Linked DNA regions of Mus musculus: region 2 is linked to region 1. Evidence: chromatin loops called from intact Hi-C (ENCODE). Cell type or tissue: left cerebral cortex. All regions are shown on one strand.

Region 1 (8,000 bases):
TATGCTCTGAAGAAAACAAACACTTACTTAGCATATTGAAATAAGTACTAGAGTGGTTTTTATTTATTTATTTACTTATTTATTTAATGAATACACCATCATTACTCTCTTTTAACACACTGGAAGAGGGTACCAGACCCCATTACAGATGGTTGTGAGCCACCATGTGGTTGCTGGGAATTGAACTCAGAACCTCTGGAAGAGGTGGTGCTCTTAACCACTGAGTCATCTCTCCAGCCCAAGTACTAAATTTTTAAAACCATTTTAGAAACCTTTGGGCAAAAAGAATCCACACAAAGCATAGTGACACCCGGGATCCACCCTGTGACTGGCAAGTAAGTCTTTGATAAATATTTGTTGGTTTACACGAAATGAATTAGTGAGAATGCAGATCACAGCATCTTAGGAGACCTACCCAATGCTCACATGTAGTAGAAACACAAAAAGGATAACTGATGCTTCTCTCAAAACTCTTCAATTACATTCGGTGTCCCAGACAGAAGGCCTAGTATCAATGCATGATAGTATCAATGCATGGGACTGGAACAAACCTCATTCTCATCTCTAATCATTCATCAAAGAGATACAGCTCACAAAAATGCTACTTATTTCCAATTACCAGGATACACACAGTTTCTGCACACAACTGAGACAGACATGACGGACAGTACGGGTACCTCGAGTTGGGCGGTCCCTGTTTTTGTCCCTTGCAGCAGCTCTCTCTCTCTCTTCCAGTTCTCTCCTGAAGTCACGGTTTCGAACCTCTTCAGGGGCATCCTGTGTGGTTTGTCTTAAGTAGGAAAAACAAAACAAAACACGTCAAAAATGTTGGCCTCACTTGTCAAGGAAAAGAACCTATATAGCTTCAACAATTTAAGACAATCCAGAATGTAACTGTCTGTCAACAACAAAAAGGAAGAAGATAAGACAATATCCCAATCTGAGGGTTAATACACTCGTAGTGTTCCTTATCACTAGAACAACAAACTAAAGCACACAATTGCCTACAACAGAATGTCTTTGGCTTTTAAAAAAAAAGATTTATTTATTTTATGTATATGACTACACCATTGCTCTCTTTAGACACACCAGAAGAGGACATCAGACCCCTCCGATGGTTGTGAGCCACCATCTGGTTGCTAGGAATTGAACTCTGGACCTCTGGAAGAGCAGTGCTCTTAACTGCTGAGAAATCTCTCTAACCCATGTCTTCGGCTTTTTAAAACAGTCCACCAATTCAAGGGCTGTTAGAGCAACACTTCCATATTCACTACAGCTCCGTCTTCTCTGATGTGATTATCATGACTAATGAGTGCTTCATCTACACATAGCAATTCCTGGTTCAAAGGAACTTATGCTGGAAGACTGTCTAGCAACTTTACCTGTAGGGCGTAATTTTATTGTAAACTTTTTTGAAATACTTCTCTTTGGAGATCAGTAACCTAAATACTATAATTTAGACATGACCATAAGTCATATATATACATACATATATATAGAGAGAGGCTTGGTCCCATTCTGTGAACAAGACAAATGAAGGCCTTCTTACCTGTACTTTATCTTTGTATGAGAGGGAAGATCTCTGCTTGAATACTGCTTGGAGAGCTGGCTCAAATCCCCTTCTCCTTTTCCTCTCCCACCTCTTGCAGGTTCAAAAGTTGGCCTGGCTGCTGTTGTCATCTTTTAGTCTTCGGCAAAAGTGAATTTAAGTTATACTTTCATTTTACAGATAACTCAAAAATATCTATTCTTAAATCCTTCTCAAACTCCCCAAAATTGCTTAGTTTGCTTCAACACAAGTTCCTAAAAATCCGAATTATGAAACTCAGGGTGTTTACTAGGCAACTCTTATTCAGTATAAATAACTACTATGAAGATCTGAGTTAGTGCTTCTGTTCTGGCTGGGTAGCCCTGGGCAAGTCTTCTAGCTCGTTTCTGTCATTTGTGGAATGCCGACATTTCTATAGTATTATGAGATTCCCATACATGATGTCAGATCTTGCACAACAGTGTAGTGTAGCTTTTAAAATAAATGACTTAAAAAAATGTTATCCCACTAGCACTAGCTTCTCTGAGATTTTATTTTATTCTTTTTTAAAAAAAATTTATTCTTTTTTTTTTTTTTTTTTAATTATAGGATCTCACAATGTAACTGTCCGGCCAAGATTTGCTGTTCTACCAGAAACCTCACACTACAGCAAAGAACCCAATAAAAAACAAATTTCTTTTAAAGTCACAGTCAAACTTATTATGTTAAAATTTGTTTAAAGTCCCCAGTGACATTTACATGGGCAACCATTACCCCAGAATCTTGTTGACTCAATTTTCTTCTAAAGCAGTTACCACAACATTTATCAAGGCTGTAACTTCCGCGATGCTCAGAAAATCGGAACTCCACCCAACCAAGTATCAAGAACCCATCCTGAACTGGGTATGATGGGGGTACTCCTGTGATTCCAGAGCTTGGGAGGTGAAAGCAAAAGAATCGGGAGTTCGAAGCTAGCCTAGGCTACAAGAGAACCTTTGCCATTTTTAGCTGTCAAATAAGAATTGCAGCCTAACTGCAGGGCTACTAAATCTCCGTTAGCTTAAGCAGCTGCTCACACAGATCGTGTGTGAAGTGGGAGTTTCTCCCCATCCCACCCTCCTTTGCTTTTCTCAGTGTCTGAGGCGCTGCACCGGTGACCGCCCCGGGCTCGGCTTCAGCTCCGGACCACCATCCCTGCACCGCGGCCTGTACGATCGTCACGGGCTGCGGCGGCGACTCGGCTCCCCGGTGCCACCCACACAAGAACCACAAACCACCATGCCCGGCTGCTCACTCTGGCGGGGGTCCTACGCAGCACCTTCCGAAACTCACTCATGAACCAATGCGACCCTTAGCTCCCAGAAATCTCGGCGCCGGGGGCGCCAGGCCCAAGACCGGAAACAAAATGCAGAGCTTCCAGTTTTTACACCAGGGGCTCGGTTGAGACCCGGAAGCAAAACCTTCGCACTTCCAATGGCTGTGGAGAAGATGCGAACTCCACACCCGGAAGCAATTCCGGAGTTGTGTGTGTGTTTTTTTTTTTTTTTTTTTTAAACCGTCTCTCACAGGCTGACGCAGTGACCAATCAGCAAAGACACGGGAAAAAGATGGAATGACGTTGCCTAGGGGCGGAGCCAAGGCAGCTTAGGGGGCGGGCGTTTGAAACCGGTGCTTCATAGTCGACCCCAAATATCATCTTTTTTCCTTTGCGAACCAATTACTTAATCTCTCTTGCGTCTTTTCCTTTCCCGACCCCCTCCCAGACTCGTTCGCTGCGGTTCTGCGAGGACGGAGGCGCCAGGAGCCGGTCCGCGTCTCGCAAGAGAGATGTGAGGAGAGCTTGCCAACTGACCGACCCAACGGCTCCTGCTCCTCAGTAGACCCCGCAGCCTAGGGACTAGAGTTGTCACTTAAGTGGATATGAAGAAGGCGCAAATAAGTACGGGGGCAGCCACGAGCTTTCCAAAGGTACCATTCCTGCGAAACCACTAGCCTTGAAGGCAAGGGTTATAGTCGCATTGCTTGTTAAGATATATAAATATATAGATATATAGCTATATGCATTAAGCGTTGTAGCGTGAGGGGAGATGCTTGTGAGCGTTTACGATAGTGACAATTTATGGAGCAGTGGGCCTAACTGCCAGGAGGAGCACGAGATGGGATTAAGATGGCTTCGCCAACGTTGTCTTGTGCCCCATCATTGAGATCTTGGGGACGGCCGATGCTCGGTAAAGAGGATTCTGTTCTCCAGTTTATCTCAAGTGGAAGGGTCTCCTAAAATTGAACATTTCCGTTCTTTTCTGTCCTTCCTTTGGAACTTTTAAATGAAGAAAGAGAATTAGAAAAGAACCCACTCCCTCCCGAATGTGCCCGCTCCCCAAGTAGAAGGTGAAAGCTTCATATTTTTGCCCTGAGCCTCACACAAAGGACACCGCTTTCACATTAGTGACTCAAACCCAAAGATGGAGACCCTCTTCCTTCCCTCGTCACATCCTGTTCACCTGCCACTCTTGTCCAGTATTGTGAAAATTACCCTGAAGTTCCTTTGCTTGTCACCACACTCCTTCAGGCCACTGTCATTTCCTCTTGATTTGTAATTGCTTTCATAGGGACTTTCCTAGTTTTGCACAAACAGAGTGATTTTTTCAGATTACCAGGTAGTGGTTTTGACACTTAGGATAAAACAGCCTCTTGCTTTTACTTACACAGTCTGCCTCCTGCCTGCCTTTAGTCACAGGCACACCACACTCAAGATACACTCAACTGGACATTTCTGTTTCTTTCAACAAGGCAGGATTCCATTGTTTCATTTGAGTTTTGAGCCAAGCTCTTACAGTGCAGCCCAGGCTGGCTTTCAACTTAAGTTCAGGCATGCATTCATCTGTTTTTAAAGACTTGGGACTGTGTTCTTCACCTCTGCCTCCAAGACACCTGTAACTCGGTTCTTCAGGGCATAGCTTAGTGCTGCTTCCTCTGTGAGGTTTCCCCTGACATCTCTACTGGTCCCCACTTCCTCCCTTGCAAAAGTGTCTTTATGGCACCCAGTTCTATATTTCCATAATGCTGAACTCTAGTTGGGTTTACTCTTTGTTTATATTACCTCATGCACTTTTTTTCTTTGTGGTCAGAGGCAAAGTATTGAGACTAAGTATCTATTTTCTATGAGGCTCTCTTGGTTCTAACCCCAGTTCTGCCCTCCTTAGCTATGCACAGTTGGGCAAATTATCTTTCCTCTCCTATCTTCCATCCCTTGTGCAAAAAGTAAGGGTGATTTATTTTTATTGTTACCATGGTAATTACATCACTTTGTAAAGTGCTTAGAACTATCTCAGCAAGTGACTTTGTTGAGTCAGATTTGGCTGTTACTAATACTATTACGGTCTGACTAACCTTAGAACCTAAATTCCAGTAAAGCAGGAACCCTGCCTCTCTTCACTAGTGGCCTCTACATATAGAGCAGTACACCATACATGACAGAGCTTGAGTAAATACTAGTTAAGTGAATGACTAACATGTTATAAATACAGGAATGAAATTGCAGTGGCAAGATGGTGACAGGAAATGCTTACTTTTTATATTCCAGCTGACTTTATCAACTCAATAAGTCACCACAGTCCATTTGACTTTGAATTATTAATTAATTAACACTTGATGATGCCATTACAGTTTAGCATTAAAAAGTTAGTTCACAAAAGTAAAAGCATTTGATTAAAATAGTCTGGAAGTGTTAATGAGACAGGCAAAACAAAACAAACAAATAAAAAAACCCCTAACTTTTAAGTACCTGTAAATAATAAAATGATACCATAAAGCTTTTGACTTAAACAGTGAAAGCACTTAAGACAAAGAAATGAAGTTGGGGAGATGTCTGTATTAGCTAAGGTTCGCAGAGGAACAGAGCTGACAGTGAATAAAGAGTAGACTGGATTTACTGGATTGGTGTACATGGTACAGTACAGATGTTGACTCTGGAATGATTGAGAACTCAGAAGCCACACAGTCCACAAGACTACATGTCTCCGCAGTTTAAGACTGTCCCATTCTGGTGCCTGGAGGATTCATTCCTTGAGAGCCACTGGTCTTCATTCCACATTGGAAGTCTGAAGAATCTGAATTCTGATATCAACAATAACAAAAAAATGGTAGCAGCAGGGTGGATTAACTAGACAGCAACCTGAGAATAGGGGGGATGAACTGGACAGTGCTGTGGAAGACAAGCAGGCAAACCCCAGACTTTTCCCTTGGGCTGCCTTTTATCTGGCTGCCACCAGAAGCTGCTATTCGTATTTAATATATAATATTAATATAAAATAATCTGATCAAGAAAATTCCTCACAGGTAGTCCTGTCAGTTTACCTCTTACTTGACTCTAGGTCCAGTCAATTTGGCAGAATTAGCCATCTCCTTTCCTTCTCGGATCAGCCTTTTCCCTCCCCATCTTCCTGTAGACGACCTTGTGTGTGAGCTGTTGGTGCGTGTGCACATGGAGGCAAGAGGTCATGTTGGGGTTTTCCTTGGTTCTTTACCTTAGTGTTGGAAACAATCTCTCACTAAACCTCAGTCTATTGGGTTAGGCTAGATTGACTACCCAGAAGCCTGCCTTTCCATCCCTGGGATGTGACAGATGCTCTCTGCCACACCTAGCTTTTGTTAGGGTCAAAACTTGAGTCCTCTGCTTGTACAGCAAGCACTTCAACAGAACCATCTCCCCATTCCTATAGTAGATGGTCTTTGAATTTTGGAAAATAGAATCCCCTTTACAAGGATTTCTTGCTTGGCTTATCTGTCAGGTTGCTTTGACCTTAATTTCCCATGTGTCACTAGAGATGATTCCTAGTAATGTGGGTCCTATTCCCAAAGCCTTAGTGACACATGCTCTTTCTTATCCTCTTATAGATCACACCAGCTTTATATGCACCTTCATTTTTAACATAGCAAAAGTAGTGTATAGTTTGGTAAGATGTTATATGTAATACTTGTGATTGTGAAATTGACTTTATGGAGGGGAAAATGTATGAATTCCACCCTCAAAGGTTCCAGAAAAACAGTATTCCAGCACTCAAAAGGAATAATAAAAAAAACCCTTAAAAGTCTCATAAGAAAATTTCAGAAAGTATAGTACTTGCTGTTTGGAAGGACAGTTTGATGAAGACAGACCATCCTATGGCTTTGTGATTTAGAAATCACATTGACTTTAAATTTAAACTGGGTGTGGTGATCCATACCTATGATCCTAGCACACCTAAGGCTGAGTCCAGAACCATGTCTTAAAAAATCGTGAGCCAGGCTTGGATGGTGCACGCCTTTAATCCCAGCACTAGGGAGGTGGAAGCAGAAGCATCTCTGAATTAGAAGTCAGCCTGGTCTACATGGTAAATTCCAGGAAAGCCATGGCTATGTAGAGATACTCTGTCTCAAAATAAGTAAGTTATATGTAGGAAATGTGAACAAAGTCAGCAGCTAAATGTCAGATTAGAAGACAAAAGTCTTATACTCAGTACTACTCCTGTGACTAAAACAACAGCACTCAGGAGGCAGAGGCAGGCGGATTTCTGAGTTCGAGGCCAGCCTGGTCTACAAAGTGAGCTCCAGGACAGCCAGGGCTACACAGAGAAACCCTGTCTCGAAAAACCAAAAAAAAAAAAACCAAAAAACAAAACAAAACAACAAAAAAAGTAAACAACCCAATAGAAACTATAGAAAAAGCGACTCCAACCATAATAGAAAGTAAACTTGAGGCTGGAGAAGTGGCTCAGTGCTTAAGAGTGAGTGCTGCTCCTATAGAATACCCAAGGAAAGTCCCCAGCACCCATGTTTGGCAGCTTACAGCTGTCTGTATTTCCAGCACTAGGTGATCTCTCACCTTCTTCACTGGGCATCCACGCGCACATGGGCATACTCACAAATAGATGCACACAAAACAGTGGCACTTTGATCTCTGTGAGTCTGAGGCCAGCCTGGTCTACAGAGTGACTTCCAGGACAGTCAGGGCTACACAGAGAAATCCTGTCTTGAAAACAAACCACCAACACCAGCTATATGTGTGTGTGTATGTATATAGGATAAAATAAAATAAAATAAAATATATATGTATTAGTCAGGGTTCTCTAGAGTCACAGAACTTATGGGTAGTCTTATATAGTAAGGGGTTTGTTGATGATTTACAGTCTGTAGTCCAACTCCCAACAATGGTCTGCAGCAGCTGTGAATGGAGATCCAAGGATCTAGCGGTTGCTCAGTCCCTCAAGGCAAGCAGGTGAAAGAGAGAGAGAGTAAATCTTCCTTCTTCCAATGTCCTTATGTAGGTCTCCAGCAGAAGATGTAGCCCAGATTAAAGGTATGTGCCACCACTCCTTTAATCCCAGATGACCTTGAACTCAGAGATCTCCCTGTCTTAATCTTCTAGAATTCATAGCCAGTATGCCTAAAAATCTCCATGCCAAGATCCAGGTCAGAAACTTCTATCTCCCAG
Region 2 (8,000 bases), 650 kb after region 1:
TATGACACACACTGGAAGCCAGGAAGCTTCTACTTTTGTTTTCTGGACAAGTCAACCATTACATGAAAATCAAACTACATGAAAAGACCTCACGTAGGAATTCTAATTGGCAGTCCCATCAGAACCAAGTCCTAATGCCACCCCAATAGCTTCTATGCCTGTGTAAAGATGCTTCTAGGTGATTCTGTCTTTTGTTATTGGGTGTCTTAGTCAGGGTTTCTATTCCTGCACAAACATCATGACCAAGAAGCAAGTTGGGAGGAAAGGGTTTATTTGGCTTACACTTCCACACTGCTGCTCATCACCAAAGGAAGTCAGGACTGGAACTCAAGCAGGTCAGGAAGCAAGAGCTGATGCAGAGGCCATGGAGGGATGTTCTTTACTGGCTTGCCTCACCTGGCTTGCTCAGCCTGCTCTCTTATAGAGCCCAAGATTACCAGCCCAGAGATGGTCCCACCCACAAGGGGCCTTTCCCCCTTGATCACTAATTGAGAAAATGCCTTACAGTTGGATCTCATGGAGGCATTTCCTCAACTGAAGCTCCTTTCTCTGTGGTAACTCCAGCTGTGTCAAGTTGACACAAAACTTGCCAGTACACTGGGTTTGCTCCAGATGCCTCACAGCTCCCCACTGAGCCTGTAGCTGTTGTGAAGCAAGTAGAAGCCATCCTAGCTTGGGCTGTATGGAAGAGCATGAAGCCCGAACACAGGCCTGGGAAACCATGAGCACAATAAAGTGCTTTGTCTTGTGTGTCATATTTACGGCAGCTTGATAATGCATTAACAACCTCTCTAGTTCCTGCCTTGCCTGCTGTGCTTACAGGATTAAAATCCCTCCACACTTATGACTCAACACAACACACTGAGTAACTCTAGTTTAGCTGAGAGTTCAGATAAGTAAACTTAGAGATCTCACCATCTCTTTGTAAAATGTAATGGCATTCCCATCTCTCCCATGTTGACTCACTCTGGCCTTCAGCCATGTCTGTCATCATTAATTGCAGAGTGTCTTGAGTTAATTATTCTAGTGAGCAAGACTCCAGATAGCTACCTTGATAGGTTCCAAATAGTTTAAGACTTCATCAGTCTTTCATCCAGCTCATCCTTCCATCTTTCCTGGGTCCTGCACTCTACAGTAGCTGCATCCCTGCCGTTCCCCTCTGCAGCATCTTATCTCAGCTCTACCTCCACTCTCTCTCTTCTAAAGTATTTATTGGCATCTCCTATCTGCCATCATGCCTGGGAAAGTGGCTGAGGGCCTGTGTTTGTTCTGTGTGGGACTTCCATGACGCCCCCCGCTCCCTGGCGGCCTCTCACTTCAGCCATACTTAGGCTTTTGGGGCCTTGCTGTAGGCTGTGGAATGCTCTTCTCAGCTTCAGTCCTGGTCTTCATTCCCACCCTCCGAGGGTCCTTATGCTGAGGTGCTGAGTCTTGCAAGGTGTCTGTGGAGGTGAACTCATGCTGATCCCCACTTGTAAAACTCTTTGAGCCTGCTAATGACAGCTAACATACTTCACACACTGGTGAGAATCCAGTTTGCATTGTGCTGACAACAAAAGTACCAAAGTACATCTGAGAGCCAGTTGTGTCTTTTACAAATTCAGAAAGGCTAGCTTTTTACTACCAGTCTGTAACTCACTGGTACAATGCTGGACTAGTGCATATAAAGCCCTGGGCTCAATCCCAGGCACAGCAGAAAAAGGGCTTGATTTCTGGTCCATGCTGTCAAATGAAAATGCGAGTAGAAATGCATATAAAGAAGGTTAAGATCAACATTCAAAGCCATTAGGAAGTTTCCAGTGGATGAGTGAAAAGAACTCCAGCTCTGGGTGTGCCCCTGGAAGCCAGGGACAGGAACACTCAGCTTAAACAGCCCATGGTCCTCAGTTCCACTGGTACTTACTAAATACGGCAACAACGTGTTCTGCGTGTCTTCTTAGGTACTGAGCTACTTCATTGTTCAGTGACTTTCTAAGACCCATCACATCTGCCGCTCGGCCCTGAAGGAACTGTGGGTGGTAATGCTGGGCAGGATATCCAGTTTCACAGCCAGAGATAGAGAAGCTCTGTGTGATGCTCCCACAACCTAAGCTGGCATTTGCAACTACTCTGGCATGGTGAGGTTGCTACTCTTTCTGAAAGGGTTTGTTTGTTTGCTTAGTGTTTTATCTGTGTGTGTGTCTGTCTGAACACACACACACACACACACACACACACACACACACACACACACACACACATCTCCATGTGGAGTCCTGTGGAGGCCAGAAGAGGGCATCAGATTTCCTGCAGCTATAGAACAGGGGAGTAAGTGAGCTGCCCAGAGTGCATTCTGGGAGCCATACTCTGGTCCTTTGGGGGAGCTGCAAGGACTCTGAGCATTTCACCAGCACTAATTTAAAAATTTTAATATTGTTTTGCATATAGATTTCAAACATTAAAGTTCACTTTAGTTTTTGATACTGTCTACACTATAAGCTGCACAGCATTCATAAACTATTCTTTAAAATTGTGCATACTCTTCCATAAAAAGTCAGATAGCACCACAGATCAACAAATGCCAAGCCTACTGAACAGTCAGATCACACCATGTTCCCATTTCTGTTTCCTAAAATGGTCTATTTTTCTTGAAAATGTCAAGTGCTTAATAATAGACACATCAGGATAATGACTTACATTTCACAGAGTATGACATTGTTGTGTGACAAGACATTTTCTGGAGAGACACACATCTAATCACCCCAGATAAGAAACCCATGACAGACCAAGGTGGAGTTACAGGAATATGGGTGAGGGCATGGTGGCATACACCTGTAACCTCAGTGTGTAGAAGGTAGAAGCCGCAGAATCAGTAGTTTAATGTCATTCTTGCCTACAGTGAGTTCAAGGCCAATAACCTGAACTGCCTCAAAACAAAGTAAAACTTAATAATACTGCTCTAAGTCTCCTTGCTTTGGTACAAGCCAAGCCAAAATAGTAAAATGAAGAGAGATGGCAGATGCTCTAGCTGGAGAAGGGCTGTGGCTATTGGCAGGATGCTAGTTGGTAGGCTAAGAAACCTTTGGAAACATTTGAAGAGATGTGTGAACTAACATTGTAGGAATATGTGTATACATATCACTTATAAAAATATATAAGACTGAAAGTCACGAGGTACCAAGACACACTAGACATTAGACAGCAAAGGGCCTTAGCTCCATCTTCACATCTGGCCCACCCCTTATTTCGAGTTTAACTCACTATCTTCCAGAAATCTAAGTTATCCATTGAACAAGCTGTAACATGCCAGGAGCATTGTTCAGAGCGCTAACACACTAGAACATTTGCTACAGTATGCCTATACACTGGACATTTACTCAAAAAAGGTTAAGATTTCATCTGAGAAAACTGACATGCTTATCCTGGCCCATAGTTGATAGGTTTTCACATAGCAAAGGAGGCACAGTCATTTGGGCTGCATTAAAAATCAACAACACAAGAAGAATTTGCAACAGAAGCCCAGTCTGTAAGATTCCTGGTTTCTAAGGCTGTCTTATTAGCAATGCCTAAGGGAAGCTTTACCATATAGAGAAAAGCAAAAACAAGAAACAAGCATAAGACAATGACCCTTTAAGAACCATCTACGGCAGTGGCCCTCGCCTTCCTATTGCTGTGTTCATTTAATACAGTTCCTCATGCTGTGGTGATCTCCCAACCAATAGAATTATCTCACGGCTACTTCATAACTGTCTTTTTTGCCGTTGTGAAATTGTAATGTAAATATTTAATATGCAGGACGGTCTTAGGTGACCGCTGTGCCCAGGGTCATCCAACCCTCAAAGGTTGAATGACTCCCTCCCTATAGGTTGAGAATCGTTCATCTAACTCAAGCAACAGCTTGATTCAAAGCATGCCACTTCTCATGCAGAGGGCACTGGGAGCATGGGAGCATCTTCTTGGCTGCCCAAGCTGTGTGTTGGATGGCACTAGGCTGCATCCACAGAAAAGCACAGTGATGCACACTATCCATGCCACACTTCCACAGAGCATACTGCCTTTGCTGGAGATGGCAACTTCTAATTCAGGTCTGCTAGGTCCTGGGTTTCCCTCCAGCACAATAAGAACAGGGATATTTGGGTGTACATAAAGGACAAAAATACACACTGTACTCTAAGCATTAGTGGGACCACTGGAAGTGAAATAAATGTTCAAATATTGTGTGATTTTTAAAAAAATTTACTTATTAATTATATGTAATTACACTGTAGCTATCTTCAGACACTCCAGAAGAGGGCATCAGATGTCGTGACAGATGGTTGTGAGCCACCATGTGGTTGCTGGGATTTGAACTCAGGACCTTTGGAAGAGCAGTCGGTGCTCTTACCTGCTGAGCCATCTCACCAGCCCCAGTGTGATGTTCTTAAAGAAATTTTAAAAATACTAACTCTGAATTCAAAAGCACTTCAACCAAAGAGAAAATGATACTTTCAAAGTCACTTTTATTGAGCTAATCAGTTGACTTGATTGGGAGTTGGGGGATATGATGGAATTATCCAAATTTAACCATTTCTGGAAACACACTCTCATGTATAAGAAAACATTCAACTATAAATTCACTAGGCTGGCGATGACTCAGCTTTTAAAGGCTAGGCTCACAACCAAAAACTAGGCTTGCTCTTACTGAAGCAGGTCCTAGGGCTGGTCTGGCTGAGAAGGAAACCACTGCATAGATAGCATGGTTTGGTAGCAGAGCCCTCCCTCTGGTGGACATTGGTAGGAATTTTCAGAAAGCTTAAAATGGCTCCAGGATTCATTGCGTGACCTGTAATTTTATACAAGTTGTTTTAAAGTCAAGGTGTTTGGGCTATTGGGCAGCTGAAATGTAAACCCATTCTGGGGGTTTCCAGTTAGAGGTGTTTGTATTTATCTCTTTGAAATCCTTCTGCTGGATTTCCAAGGGATGACTGCAGAAAGGGGGAGGGGGCGTTCGCGGGGTGGGGGTGGGGGTGTAGTTAGACCATGCCTGAGATATGAGAAGACAACTAACTCCCTTGACTTGCCACTATCTGAAGATGTGATGAGAAACCACTACCTGAGAATGGGCGCTCTCTCCACAAGTGGAATCAGCCAGCGCCTTCATCATGTACATGGCCTGTAAAACCATGAGAATCAGTGTTGTTAACAGGCCACCAATTTAAGGTACACTAATTTAAGGTTGAGATCAGATCTCAACCTGAGCTTGCAGCTACCTTTCCTAACAGCCCTTCGTTATGCAGGCGTGCAGCTACCGTTACTAACAGCTCTTGGTTGTGGAGGCTTTGTTTGCTGGAATGTGGGAAGGAGACCAATCTTTATTCCCTTGATCCCCAGAGCAGGCCCTCTCCAACCCTAGCTGTCCTGATTGTCCAAAAACACTGGAGACATTACTCTCAGAAATGATGACAGTGAAGTGTCACCAGAGGAAATGGAAGGGGATGGGGAGAGTAGTTAAATTCTGGTTATGTTATGAAGTTAGGGCTGGAAGAAATTTTGAAAGAACGGTCAGAGTGTGAGAAAGAGTCCGGGACAGTACTGAAGATTTGAGCCCCAACAAATTGAATTGTTTCCATCTAGGGTGAGAACATCAAGAGGGGCTTCCACTTGGACTGTTTGGGTACTTCTAAGCACTAGGACACAACTTTGGACATTAAATTTAAGAGGCTTAGGCTGGCAAGATAGTTCAATAGGAAAAGGTGCTTGCCACCAAACCTGACAACCTGAGTTCAAATCCTAGGGCTCACATTGGAGAGGCACACACACACACACACACACACACACACACACACAGGTTAAAATAGTAAAATATGTTTAAGAGGCTTAGACAACTAAATGGAGCTGCCAGCCAAGTTGCACTGAATACAGTATGAATAGGAAGGTAGATCTGATCTATTGTACGTTTATGCAGCACTAGACTTACAGATAACACTTAATGAACTAGAAAATGAGTATTGTTTTTAAAATTTAAAAGGAAACAGGATGGAAGCTCGAACAAAGGGATAAAAGGGGGAACAAGTACAGAAACAAGGCAGGAGTCACAGCAAGTGTGGAAAGCTGAACTTTTGCAGTTTACAGAACACAGTTGCATCATATTTCCTTTGGTAATTCCATCTTTTGCAGACTCTGCACTCCCTGCAACAATCTGATGCTTGCAGATCTTTGCACACTTTTGACTCCTCACAGTGACCTGGCACATGGCACATGAAAGTGATTGCCTGTGCTCTACCGCAGATCTCAAGTCCAGCCCTATACTTTTTTATAGCAGTGATTCCCTCTACTATGATCGAGAAACAGGAACCAAATTACACTGCAGCATGATGATGGCCACTACTCAGACATGAATGGAAGATGAACAGAATCAAGCCGTGGATGTCTTTTTACTTTCTTACTTGAATACTGGTTGTGCGTGTTTTCTTCAGTGAACACATATGTATTGAGTATAATTTCATGGGGGCTGTTGGTGTCAGTGCTTTGTCTTTTTAGTCAGGATCTCATTACATAGCCCAGGCTGGCCTCAAACTTGTGATTTTCCTGCCTCAGTTTCTCAAGTATCAGGACTCCAGGCATAAACAATGCTATTTGTGTAGCTTTATTAAGCTCTATCACAAAAATGGGGCATGCCAGGCATGGTGGTGCACACCTTTAATCCATCCATCTTTTTTCATGAGCTGAATCAAAACCAAGTATTTAATAGGAGTCACAAAGACTTGTAAAGAATAATTGTATCATTACCAATACTGGAAGATAATAAAATAACCAATATTCAAAATCTATTGTGTAAGTTTTATGGTTGTGTTTGTCTGCATTGTAACTACATACATAAATTCACTGACTGTTTCATTCCATTGGTTTATCTTCTGTAACCGTTCATAGTGACATGCTCAGATCAGCTTATCCATCTCACTCAGGCAGACTGAACCAGCTAGGGCGTCCTTGTAATGTTCAGTCCCAGTCATTTCCCTCATAGCTAGGACTTCACTGGGAGGAGGGGAAACCATGATCCTTGCAGTATGCTCAGTGCCTCACCCCAAAATGTCCATAATGGGATTCCTAACTAAACCTGGACACACGGCACTCAGACGAACCTCTGGGGCTTTGCAGATGTAGCTAAGAGTGTGAAGTGGGGAGATTATGCAGACAACAGAATGACACAATATACACTGCAAAGAGCGGAGATTTCAAGAAGTTCATTGGGCTATGAAGGAAGATGATCACCTAGTGAACAGAATGGAACTGAGTGGGAGGAGGCAGGGGCATGACAAGCTCCTCCTATTCATGACTATCCTGCCAACATGGCGATTTCAGACTGAGGCCAAGTTTTGTGGTCCCCAGGACTTAGTATTTGTGCGTGTGTGCACGCAAGCGTGCACACATGTGTTTTTTGCCATCCAAATCACAGTCATTCATTACAGCAGAATCAACACAAAGCTTTCGGCATATTTTATTGTGAAATATTGGCTTAGAAAAAAGTACAAAATGCCAACAGTCAGATGTATACAGGTACAGTATTTTGTTAATCTATACATGTGACCAGCTTAACAGGCTCATCGGAAAATGCATATTTAGACCAATATACTCTAAAAATGACTGTAATATTCACAGGCTATTAATACATGATAAACTGGAGTCTATATGACCCTCACTGGGATATGCTAACTGCAGCAAACAGGCTAAAAGCACAATACAGCACACCATAGTACCTCTGGACAGGTCCACGTTTAAAGAGTATCAATTCATTAGATCAATACACTACAGATCTGGGACTGAGACTCAATCACTAATTTATACAATTGCAAAAAAAATTTAAGTTATAAAATAAAGTTATGGAATAAAGAGTATGTCTGATTAGGGCTGAATACTGTAAAGTCCTAAATTTTAGTTTTAGCCTTGCACTTTACAAAGCTTCACTATTTTAAACTGATTTCCAATTTCCATGTTAGCTAAAAAGGGGAGGAGGGATTCTGTTTCTATCTTCTCCAGCAAGG

The links. Hi-C counts contacts between places; a loop is a spot of excess contacts. Peaks named below come from ENCODE experiments on the same cell type or tissue, not always from the same donor. Only the 100,000 strongest peaks of a DNase experiment are listed, where the experiment ranks them.
Region 2: a loop joins it to region 1, with 4 times the contacts of the local background. A loop is called at or near these places in 6 of 42 quality-filtered maps.

Annotation. Positions count from the first base shown.
Region 1 is chr9:14,495,604-14,503,603 of GRCm38, reverse strand. It overlaps Kdm4d (lysine (K)-specific demethylase 4D), which reads left to right and starts at 3,122. Exons shown (of 2, transcript NM_173433.2): 1 at 3,122-3,496. Cwc15 (CWC15 spliceosome-associated protein) reads right to left here and starts at 2,985. Exons shown (of 7, transcript NM_023153.3): 1 at 2,823-2,985; 2 at 1,550-1,688; 3 at 678-790; 4 at 1-6. The coding sequence starts at 1,680. In left cerebral cortex, no CTCF peak of the experiment used is centred here; DNase peaks (open chromatin) are centred at 2,501 and 3,041; H3K4me3 peaks cover 1,955 bases; H3K27ac peaks cover 943 bases.
Region 2 is chr9:13,845,963-13,853,962 of GRCm38, reverse strand. Fam76b (family with sequence similarity 76, member B) reads right to left here. Exons shown (of 10, transcript NM_176836.4): 10 at 7,422-8,000. Among named protein-coding and RNA genes, the nearest start is that of Fam76b, 22 kb to the right of the region's middle. In left cerebral cortex, a CTCF peak has its summit at 4,745 (motif pointing left); DNase peaks (open chromatin) are centred at 1,996, 4,708 and 5,149.